2 separate regions of the Mus musculus genome follow, and region 2 is linked to region 1. A link is a loop called in an ENCODE intact Hi-C map of the cell type or tissue named here. Cell type or tissue: heart. All regions are shown on one strand. Each heading gives the region's core, and the rest is flanking DNA. Links, peaks and the distances in the headings are about the cores only. Region 1 holds the start of Gm36140 (a long non-coding RNA gene). Region 2 overlaps Gm35735 (a long non-coding RNA gene).

What was found. Peaks named below come from ENCODE experiments on the same cell type or tissue, not always from the same donor. Only the 100,000 strongest peaks of a DNase experiment are listed, where the experiment ranks them.
Region 2: a loop joins it to region 1, with 2.0 times the contacts of the local background. A loop is called at or near these places in 1 of 42 quality-filtered maps.

What each region holds. Positions count from the first base shown.
Region 1 is chr5:148,631,086-148,636,467 of GRCm38, forward strand. Gm36140 (a long non-coding RNA gene) reads left to right here and starts at 2,823. Exons shown (of 4, transcript XR_868716.2): 1 at 2,823-4,299; 2 at 5,243-5,382. In heart, for the core only: no CTCF peak of the experiment used is centred there; DNase peaks (open chromatin) are centred at 1,576 and 3,046; H3K27ac peaks cover 1,459 bases.
Region 2 is chr5:148,576,407-148,581,788 of GRCm38, forward strand. It overlaps Gm35735 (a long non-coding RNA gene), which reads left to right. Exons shown (of 7, transcript XR_001785050.1): 4 at 1; 5 at 649-733; 6 at 992-1,324; 7 at 1,945-2,648. It overlaps Gm35994 (predicted gene, 35994), which reads right to left. Exons shown (of 3, transcript NR_168911.1): 2 at 5,300-5,382; 3 at 4,705-5,142. Among named protein-coding and RNA genes, the nearest start is that of Gm35735, 6.9 kb to the left of the region's middle. In heart, for the core only: a CTCF peak has its summit at 2,941 (motif pointing left); no DNase peak of the experiment used is centred there.

The DNA.
Region 1 (5,382 bases), core at 249-5,248:
GATCCTACCGTCCCAACATCCTCCAGTGGGAGAGCCCTCATTGATCATTTGATCCCCACGTGTCTATCAAGCCAAGCCAGGTTGCAGAGTCCTTCTAAATCATGAGTGAGTTGACGTTCTGCCAGCAGCTCCTTTGTCTCTTTATCTTTGGAGCTGTAATTTCGAAGGGACCAATTTCCAGGTTATCTCACGGGTTCATTCCCAGAAGTGGGCAATTCTCCTCACTCCCTCCTTCTTGCTCCTCAACCACCCCCCCCCCTTCTAAGGTCTCTTTGTGACTCAGCATCTGAAATGCTTCCTGGCTTCCCCTCTGTAGCCTCATAGCAGTAAAGTGTTGGTTGGAAATAACTCAGCACGTAAAACGCTAAATGATAAAAATCCCAGGTAACAGTGTGTGGTAGGGATCAATGGATACGCACACCCCTCCACCTCTCTGTCGTGTGTCTCCTTCTAGCCCTTGATGAAGGTGGACTTGATGCTCTGGGTGGGTGGTCTGCTCTGGCAGTGGCACCTGGCTGGTACCCTGGTAAATGTAGTGAGCGCCAACAAGGCAATTGAGGTCCCCATCTTTTGCTCTCTATTCCTTTAAAATCCTTCTGGAACCATAGGTATGAAGCTGCTGATACTTACCAGGCATTGAATTTCAATGGGAATTTGGCCAAAGTCAAGACTGGAGAATCCGGCCCCATGGTGGCCAGTTCGGAGTGCTGAGTCAGGGCCTTTCTGCTGATTCGGTTGTCTCTTTGGGCTTATGTAATTCCAGAAGTTGAACCCAGAAGTTCTACTGCCAGGATTGGGGGCTGGGAGTGGGGGGGGGTACTTTACATTTGAGACAGGACAGATAACGTCCAAGGCAAAAGAAATAGTATCTGAGGGTGGAGGGCAAAGGGGTGTTTTGGAGATGTGAATACTGCATAAAATGTCCCATTGTAAGAAAGCCACTGTGGGTTTTATATTCTCAGACAGCGCCTTTTTTTCTTGGTTCACCTTAGATGTCCCCTCTGCTTGTGTTCCCTTACATTCTTTTTAGCTCAGGAATGGCTTCTTGTGTCATCTTGCCAATCAACCCTGGAATGTGATTTTAAATTCTACAGGAAGGATGCGTGAACTGTCAAGGAGATGCTGAGAACTGGCCCCCTTTACTGCAGACCCTGAGCCCTGGCTGACATAAAGGACACAGCCCTCTACTCTCCTCACATCCACAGAGACTCAATCCCAGGTGGGAGTTGTCCCACAGGGCTCCAAATGTCCTCCGCTTATTCAGGACACAGTTAAGCCTCGCAGCTTAGTGAGACCTGCCCTTGAGAATAACTTTTCAGGTCGAGAAACTGAAGCCTCCGGAAAGCTGAGTGAGTTACCTCGATCACATATCACCTGCAGCCGAGATGGAGCTGCCTCCAATTTCTGCCAACAGCTTTCTGCTTGCTGGTTTCTATCCATGGGCTAGAGAAGACAGAGCTGGCATCAGGACCACCCAGAGCTGGCGAAGGAAACTGTTCCTCGGTCACACACCCTCTTGGCTGTATGTCAGCTTGCAGGGGAGGAGGGGTGCTTTTGAAAATGTTGTCTAGGTACCGATTACACAGCCAGTGCCAAAGAGCCAGACAGGGAGGACATTCTTAATGTATGAAGTCATTGGCTTCCAGATCATTCTACTTGCAGAACAAGGTTGCCGTGTTGACGGCCACAGAGCAAACTCCCCCAAAGGCTTCTAGATGCAGCAGAGAGAACGTTAGTAAAAAAAAAAAAAATCTACCAAACATCCTGCGGCTTCACTCAGCATTTCAGGTTCAAATATTTGTTTTGTGCATCAGGAAACGGCTCAGGGCATGGAACCATCTCGCTAAGTGCAAGATTATGAGGCCACGTGGCCAGCTAAGTGCCCAGAGTGAGTCAGGATTTCTCCTGGGCGAGAACCCCTCCTCTAATCCACACCTCTGAACAATGGCATCAGAGTCAGAACCCATCTGGAGCCTTTCCCCTGGCCAGGCATCCAACTCTCCCATTGTCCTCTTTAGTCCCTTATGCCAATGTCTGTCAGTCCTTCACCCCTGTTGAATACTCCCCTAGTCCTCAGTGGCTAAGTTTGCCATCTTTGACTGACCACCCAACCAAGACTTAAGGCTTCCTTGTTCCCAGTTTCTTGTCAGGTGCTGTCTGCGAACATAGCCTTGTGCCTGGTGATGCCAGGTCCTTCCTGTCCCCTCCCTGTTCCTCTGAGGAGAGAAGGGACGTCACAGGAAGAGTCCTGGCATAGATTAGGCCATCATCCCCCGTGTCCTGGGTGGATGCCACTTGGACAGGTAGGATTCCTGAGTCCCATGTCATTCCCTCTGGACACACACAGGCTGGTGGCCAGGCCAGAGGGCTGATGTGGGGGGAGCTTGCCAGGTTTCTCATCAAATGGAATGCAAACACAGCCAGAGGCAGGCAGCCGTGGGCCTGTAGCCATGCTGCGGTCAGTGCTGGGTCTAGGGTTCACACCGAGCATCCTCCCAACCTGGCAGGGCCTGTGGCAGCGTCCTTCCGGTGGGAAGGGTTCTTTTGGAAAGGGCCTTCTAGGTGCCATGGGAGTTGGGGACATCTAGACTGCTGGTTTAAATCCCACTTAACTTGCAACTCCTGCAGTTTTCCATTTAAAAAAAATTTCCTGTATCATGCTGTTGAAAACCAGGTACCCTCAAACACCTACAAATTGAAAGTCACGGATGATAAATCTTTTACTGACATGGATGAAAATGAAGGATTACACAGGAGTCAGGAAAAAAAATATCTACCACAGTCTTGTCTCTCTGGCTCACCTCCCATTCAAATCAAGTGAAACCCCAAACTTACTGAAGTAGGTAGATTTCCCCTTTAGGGTTCTCTGTCATCTTTCTCAGCCACATCACAAGACCCATAGTCCAAAGTGTCCATTAACCCAGCTTTCCAGTGGGGGACATCCTAACACTGACCAAATATTAACACACTTCATAGAGTCTTCTAATCTGTGAGCTGGCGATACTCCAGACCCTGAGTCCTCACCCTCACTGCACAGATAAGGAAGCCAGCGTCTAGGGACTGGCCCTGGTTTCAAAACCTTTTTTTTTCTCCTGTGGTTCTATGACTAAACAGCACAGTGCCGACCCATGCTGGTCTGGCGCAGGCTCAATCTTGTGGTTCAGGAAGAACCAAAGCCCTCCCACCCCACCCCCAAGGCTTCAGTGTAGCAGACACCCCACTGAACTAATTAGGACCCACCTCTCTAGAACTGCAGACTCACTGGCATTAATTAGACACGCAGGAGCATTTTCTTCCAGTAATGAAGAGAATAACACAGAGGAGTCTCGCTGAAGGCCGGAGCATGGTATTTCATAAAGGTTACCTTCTCCACACGGGAGGAATGAAGATCCAGGGGCTGGGTTTCAATCTAGACTTCTCTCCTCCCTTTGGGCTCTGAAGTCAGTTGGAGCTTGCTTGGTTCTTTGGTTTGCTTCTTTGTACTGAGTGGGAGGTGGACTCAGGAAACTCAGGTCTTCCAGGCCAAGGGCTCTGGAGAAGGCCACAAGGAAAGTGACCCAGACACAGCATGCACATACGTCTGTCATCTGTAAATGATCATACTACATACCACACCTGTGTTCATATGGAAAGATGGGAAGATACACAAACATGCCACACAAATTTAAGCACACACACACACACAAACACACAGTCACACACACGTGTAGTCACAAACATTTGTGCATAAGTGCACACCCAAAGGCACATGTACACACATGCCACACTTAAAGTGGCAATCTCTCTCTGTTTCTATCTTCTCTTTCTGTCTCTGTCACTCTGTCTTTCTCTCTCTCTTGCTCACAGACACACACACACACATTTGCGGTTGTCATAGTCCCCAGTGTTTGTTCCCAGTGACTGGCTGGCTCAGCAGAAAATCTGGCTGAGTTGCAAGCTTCTGTTTGGAAGGTGGGCGTTGCCGTGTGCAAATACATCTCAGGTTCAGGAAAACACAGGTGGAGGGAAGCCAAGGGCACGTGCTGGGGTGGGCGGGGGTTCTTTGTCTTCACTCCCCAGAAGAATAACTTCCAAAATTGGAACAGCATTTCACCTATTAACCCCGACGATGTTGTGTTTCTCAGCCCACAGAGCCTCTGATGAACCCGGTGGGTGCCAACCTGCTGGGCACACCCTCCTCTGTGATGTAATCTTTTGTTGACAACATGTTCTGAACACACCCGTGGTAGACAGGACAAATCGGCAACCCGAGAGCAATCTTAATTTCAACATACACGGAGGAGTCACAAGTTAGGGCAGGTCAGACCCTCTTAGAGTGAGTGCGGCTTTGGGTGGTGGGTGTGATTCAGGCATGAATGGGAATCCTCGAATCCTAGAAGGAAGAGGGAACCAGAAACCTCCCCTCAGCAACTCAGGATGTCCTCAGCTTTTAATACAGCTTAAATCCCCCAAAGCATAGCCAAGGATATGGTCGCTATGCTGAATAGCACGCCAAATGGACAGGAGAGTGACCCATGCACACAGAATGATACAGTACATAGAGCAGATGGGAGTTAGATTTGATTATTCTGCCACAAGGAAACAAACTTGAAAAGAAGAACAATGAAGAATTACCGAAAAATTAGATTTGCTTAACTGTGATTTGTGAAAAAAGATTGAGGCAAAAAACGGTGCTTTTGAAAAGCAAACGTCTTGGATTGACCATTCAGTTTATTTCAGTTTTGTCAAATTATTAAACACAAATTTTTTTGTTTATATTTTTTGTGCATGTGTGCTTCTGTGTGTGGTGTCTGTGTTTATGTATGTGTGAGTATGTGTGTGATGTGTGCATGTATGTCTATGTGTGTGTGGTGTGCCTCTATGTGTGTATGTGATATGTATGTGTTGTGTGTTGTATGTGTGATGCATGTGTATGTGATGAGTGTATGTATGTGGGGTGTGTGTGTGATATATGTGTATGTGATATGTGTGCATGTATGTTTATGTGTATGTATGTGTATGTTGTTTGTTTATGTGTGTGTGTAGTGTGCCTCTGTGTGAGTTTGTGTGTGTACGTGATATGTATGTGTTATGTGTATGATGTGTGTGTATGTGATATGTGTGTATGATATGCATCTGTATATATGTGTGTGTGTGATATGTGGGTATATATGTGGAATGTGTGTAAATGTGTGTGTGCATGCGAGATATGTGTGACCAGAGGACAACTCGCAGAACTCAGCTCTCTCCTTCCACCATATAGGCTCCAAGGGTCAAACTCAGGTTGCCAGGGTTACAGCACATCTTTACACATCAATCCATCATGTTTGTCCTCCAAAAACTTTTGAAAACAACACTAAACCCTTTAAACTCTCCTATGAGATGCCACTGTGACCCTTCTGG
Region 2 (5,382 bases), core at 310-5,309, 55 kb before region 1:
GGTGAGCAGAATAGTTTGTCAGCAATGAAGACCCATTTGACACCGGAAGCTAAATCCAAGTTGCTGAGACCAGCTGGCCTCCCCAGCCCACAAAGGAGAATGAGTTCTGACCCAGAGCCCTGCGGTAGATGAGGCTGTGGAACAGGCCCAGCAGAACCTAAATGCTGAACATTTTCAAATAATTCATAGATCTTCCAAATGGAGTGGCAAGTTTGGAAAGGCCAGCAACTTGCATCTCTAATATTATAACATATTATTATGTTATTTTTTTATAACATAGTATTTTTTTGTTTTGTTTTAAAAATAAGAATAAATGACCATTTTCTGTGCCGGTATTCTGGGCACTTTCTGTCTTACTTAACATAAAACCTTGATTTGATGAGCCCAACAAGTTAAACCATGTTTGAAAGCATGCCTTTATTTAAGCCTAAGCTTACTCTTTTTAACTGGATTTTTCTTCCTAATGGCAAGAATTTTACATTAGCAAAGGGAAAATTATTTGAACTCATGGGTAATTAAATATTGACTTTAGTGTATCTAAATTACTGCTCATCTTACAAAAAGATTAGAATGAGCCATTATTATGCATAATATGGCTTAGAAGGAAGATTAAAATCTCATTTCTTCTTCATTTTTCCTGTCTCACAGAGTCTTAGTGGCCTTGTCTCGCCTCCTGTCCCTTTTTGACATATCCCAAAGGACAGTGTATAAAACACTCCAGGCTCTTTCCCAGGTGGGTGTCCTGAGAGTTAAGGGTCATTATGCTGCCACCTGAGTAGCTTTCTTACTCCTAGAAAAAAGTAAGAGGGCCCACACCAGAGTTCCTCTTGCAAAATCACCAAACACCCGTGGCCAGATCCAATTTCCACCTACACAGTTTCTTAGAGCCACTCTGAAATTGGTGATTGGCCTGGCTCACACCGCCCTTAGGCTTGGTTCAACACCTTTACCTACCTGCCCAGGTCCTTACTAACCTAGGATCTATTTTTAGCTGTGTAGGTCATCGACCTCAAGGTCTACAGTACAACACGACGTCATTGCTAATAGCTTCAGCTGTCATCGCTCTGTGGTTGGCTCATCTGCCACGCCTCTGTCTTCCACGAGCCTGCCTGTAGCACTCATAGCAGAAGATGTCTTGTCCTCTTGCACAATGCCTAGAAGAGAGATGACACCAAAGGATGTGCTTGCTGACCCTCGGCCCCATCCCAAACCTGGGCGCATGGTCCTCTTCAAACAGGAGGAGTTCTAATCTGTTGTACTCAGGAATCAGGGGCCGAAGGCAAAAACACAAGGTTACTTACTAAGGGGCGTTTGAAGGTTTAAGGTTGGTAAGATAATTTTTAAAATTAAAACATAATTACATTTTCCCCCCATCTCCCTTTCTTCTCTAGTCCTTCCTATTTATATCTCCTTCAAACTCATGGCCTCTCTTTCTTCAATATATATATATATATATATATACATGTATATATATCACCTATATGTTATATATAAATGCATAAAGTATCTAAACAGAACTCGCAGGATCTGTTTAGCATTGCTTGTGTGTAGACAATGACAGGGCTGACCATTTGGCATTGGATAACCAACTCAGAGACTCATCCTTGGGGAAGACTATTTCTCCTGTTCTCAGCTTTCTTTACTGGCCATCAGCTCTTTGCCTAGGGTTGGACCCTGTGAGATTTCCCCCTAACAGACATTTCTGATAGTAAAATAAGAGGGGGAAAATAACTTAAGATAAACATACACCCATATATGTATATGTATGTATTACATATGGGTAAATTTGGATATGAGAGAGGTTATTATAAATGTAAATATGAACATGATATATACATGTATGTGTCATATATGCATACCTATATTACACATATGTATACAATAATACACACACAGTGGGTAACAATTTATTTTGATGATTTTTTAAAATGTATTTTCTCCCAGGATCGGTCTTTGTGGATGTAGAGAGCAACAGGATGAAAGAGAGGCTGATGAAGCAAGGAGCATTGAAAGAAGAATGCAAGGTTTAAGGGAGTTGGGATGGTCGCCACTGCTTGCTTCCCTGGTTTCCAAGGCCAGCAGGCGTTTCAGGGCACTGGTATATTAAGGAAGTTGGTTTATAATTACATGTCTTTCACAAGCTGCTGCCTTGGGGTCTGGGACACGAGCTCAAATTACTGTTTCTACTGGAAGCGATTCTCGATGCTCGTGGAGGCTAAGAAAAAATGTTTATTCAGTCTGTGTCAGAGGACCTGGGCTATAGCCATTCTTCACCCCCACCCACCAACCCACCTCCCTATATCCTCTGCACGTGCTCCATAGTGTCTGCTGGCCACTGTGAGTTCAGACGCCAGGGAAAAGCCATTCACATAAGGCAAACGCCGGTCATTTTACTAAGTATTACTAAGTTTGGTTTTATGAATTTGAAGTAAGAAACACTATATTGTGCTAACCAGTAGTAGCGCATGACTCTTAAGCAGAAGGCTCCAGGGGTCCCATTTTCTTGGGAGGATTGGCCTCAGGGGAGTGATGCTGTTGTCAAGAGTGGTTTTTTTAACCTACGTTTGATAAGCCCACCTGTAACGGTTGAGGGCGGGCTGATGAGGACGCTGGGACACTAAGGCTTTCTTGCCCATGTGTTGGACATGGGTTTTTTGTTTTTTTTTCAAGCAGTGTCTAAAAGTAATATATTTGTGGGAGCTTGGAGGCTTCCCGGATGTAGCTTCCATACTTCCTCATTTCTTTGCCCGTTCAGTTATTAGTATTTTTTTTTTTTTTTTTTTTTTTTTTACAAAATAACTGGGCTTGGGCTGGAGTGATGGCTCAGTGTTTAAGAACACTGGCTGTTCTTCCAGAGGACCTGGGTTCAATTCCCACTACCCACGTGGCAGCTCACAACTGTCTCTAACTCCCATCCCAGGGGATCCAGTGCCCTCTTCTGGCCTCTTTAGGCACTGCATGCATGCATATACTGCACAGACAGGCATGCAGGCAAACACTAAAACACATAAAACAAAAATAAAAAAAGTAAGTAGCAAATCAATAGGGTTCAATATGACATTTTCATGCGTGTATAGTGTGTGCTTTGATCATGTTTTACTCTCAATTGTACTCTCCTTCCTTCTGTTTTTATTACACACACACACACACACACACACACACACACACAGGAGCACACACTCGCACGCACGCGCACACACATACTTGCATAGATACGTGCATGTGCGCACACACACATACACTCAGATACTTGCATACAAACGTGCATGCACACACATACACGTGTGTGTGCATGCATACTTGCATACACACATGTGCATGTGCATATGCACACTTGCATACACATATGTGTACACACACCCATGTGCATACACAGAGAGACAGAGATTCAGCATATGAAAGAAAACTCATGCCATGCATTTCATCTTTCTGAGCTCCATGCATCCTCTTTCTGAGTTCCCTGTATCCCATTTGAAACATCATTGGTAAGCAGTGTAAGGAGAAAGTTGAGATGGATATCTGGAAACCCTAACAGAATCTGACATGCTCTGTATGTAAACTTGACGCTGCCTGACAGTCTGCCGAACTCTATTTCTTGTACCAAATGTTGAGAAGCTTGCTTGCCTGACAATCCCTGCCGTAATTGCCTGCCAGGTGTCCTGGTTAGTCATGCTGTGAGCATACTCATTGGAGCCCCCCCCCCATTTATAGTAATATCATTGTTCTTATCACCTAGCCAGTCGGCTGTCAGATCCCAAGGGGATATAGGACAAATAACCCTGGACCCAAGAACCGAAGCTCAATGATCACAGTATGCCCTGCATTTACATAACTCAGGTTCAAAAGTACACAAAGAAGCAAGCAACCAAATGGCTACATAAATAAATAGCAGTGCGCAGGGGGCATTAGAGGGTACCAGCACAGAGACTACAAGAGCGTCAGAAGGCAGGGATCTATGGGAGGAAGACTTCTAATAAATGGTTCAGAAGATAAAAAATCTCAATTTATGAAAGTGCTTCCGTCTGGTTATCTGTACATTTTTTTTTAAAGCTTAGTCAAGATGACATTTGGTTCTAACTAATCAGCTACTAACAGTGGATCCATCAAGAAAGACATGTTTCCTTCCTTGTTCTGTGATACTGAGCTAGAGTATGCCAGAGTCAAGAGAGCTCCCAACATCCCCACCCCCTCACCTCATATATAATTGTAGCCTCCCTCAGCCTTGAAGCAGGCTGATCCAGACTTTGACCTTGCTGCCACTAAGAAGGAGATTACCTAGGGTAGAGCCTTCTGACCTTGACGGCTCTATTTGCTCTTCTCCATGACTCGGCTTCCTGCTGAAAGGTCCTGGAGATGCATCGGAGACACACCCTGTAGATCGCCTATGGGCTAGCTCCAGGCACCAAGAATGGGCCGGTGTGGGATGGGCCTACCCTCTTTATAAGCACGGACTCTCAGTAAACTTCGGGGGCCTTGAACAGAAACGAGTCTTGGCCTCCATTATTCCCCTCGTCGTTCTCTCCCATACAGCTCCTGCCTCCCACTCAGGAATCCAGTTAGTGTGGCCGCAGGCGGCTACATATAATTCCCATGTCCTATGCCACTTCATAGCTCAAGATAGCTGCTGGAGCTCCGGCCATTGCATTCACCTTCTCATCAACAGATAAAATGGAAGAAGGGGGAAAGGGCAAAGTGTTTCTCTTCTGTTTTCATTTATAATTTATTGGCCAGAGGCAGACATGTGCTCTTATTATGTTCAACTGCATAAGAAGCTGGAAACAGTAGTGTTTGGGATAGCCACATGCGTAGTTAAAATAATGGGGCGAGTGAAGATGCTGGGGTACACAAGTCTCTGCTTTAGAGCTATGTTCCCACGGACGTTAGGGATTCATTGTTCCTCCGCTTCCCCTGATAATTTTGTAGGCGGTGCTGGCTGAAGTGTGCAATTTGTGTCACCGGGGCATGGGATTGGAATCTGAGTGACCAGCAGGAGTTTGGGGTGCCATAGAGAACCATGTCACAGAGATGGTCCCTGGCAGGAAGGGCCAGGGATGCTTAGAACAAAGGACAAGGTGAAGGCGGTCTTCTGTTGGCGGCTTCTGATGAGTCCTGGTGATCATCGCTATACAGAGGGTCAGAGAGCTGTGTGGACAAAGAAGGGGAATTGTCAATCATCAGGACGAAAGCCAGAAAAACCCGTTTTCGTCAAGTCCCAAGTTAAAGAGATCTTTGGGTGTGTTTAACATATTCCTGGTGAATTGTATCTGCCGCTTAGAAAAGTGAATGGAAGTTTCATTACCCCCAGTAGAACGTTAGCAGCAGGTGAGACGTGACCTGGCCTTTCTTAACTCTGCTTGTCTCTAACATCAAAGTCCCCGTGGA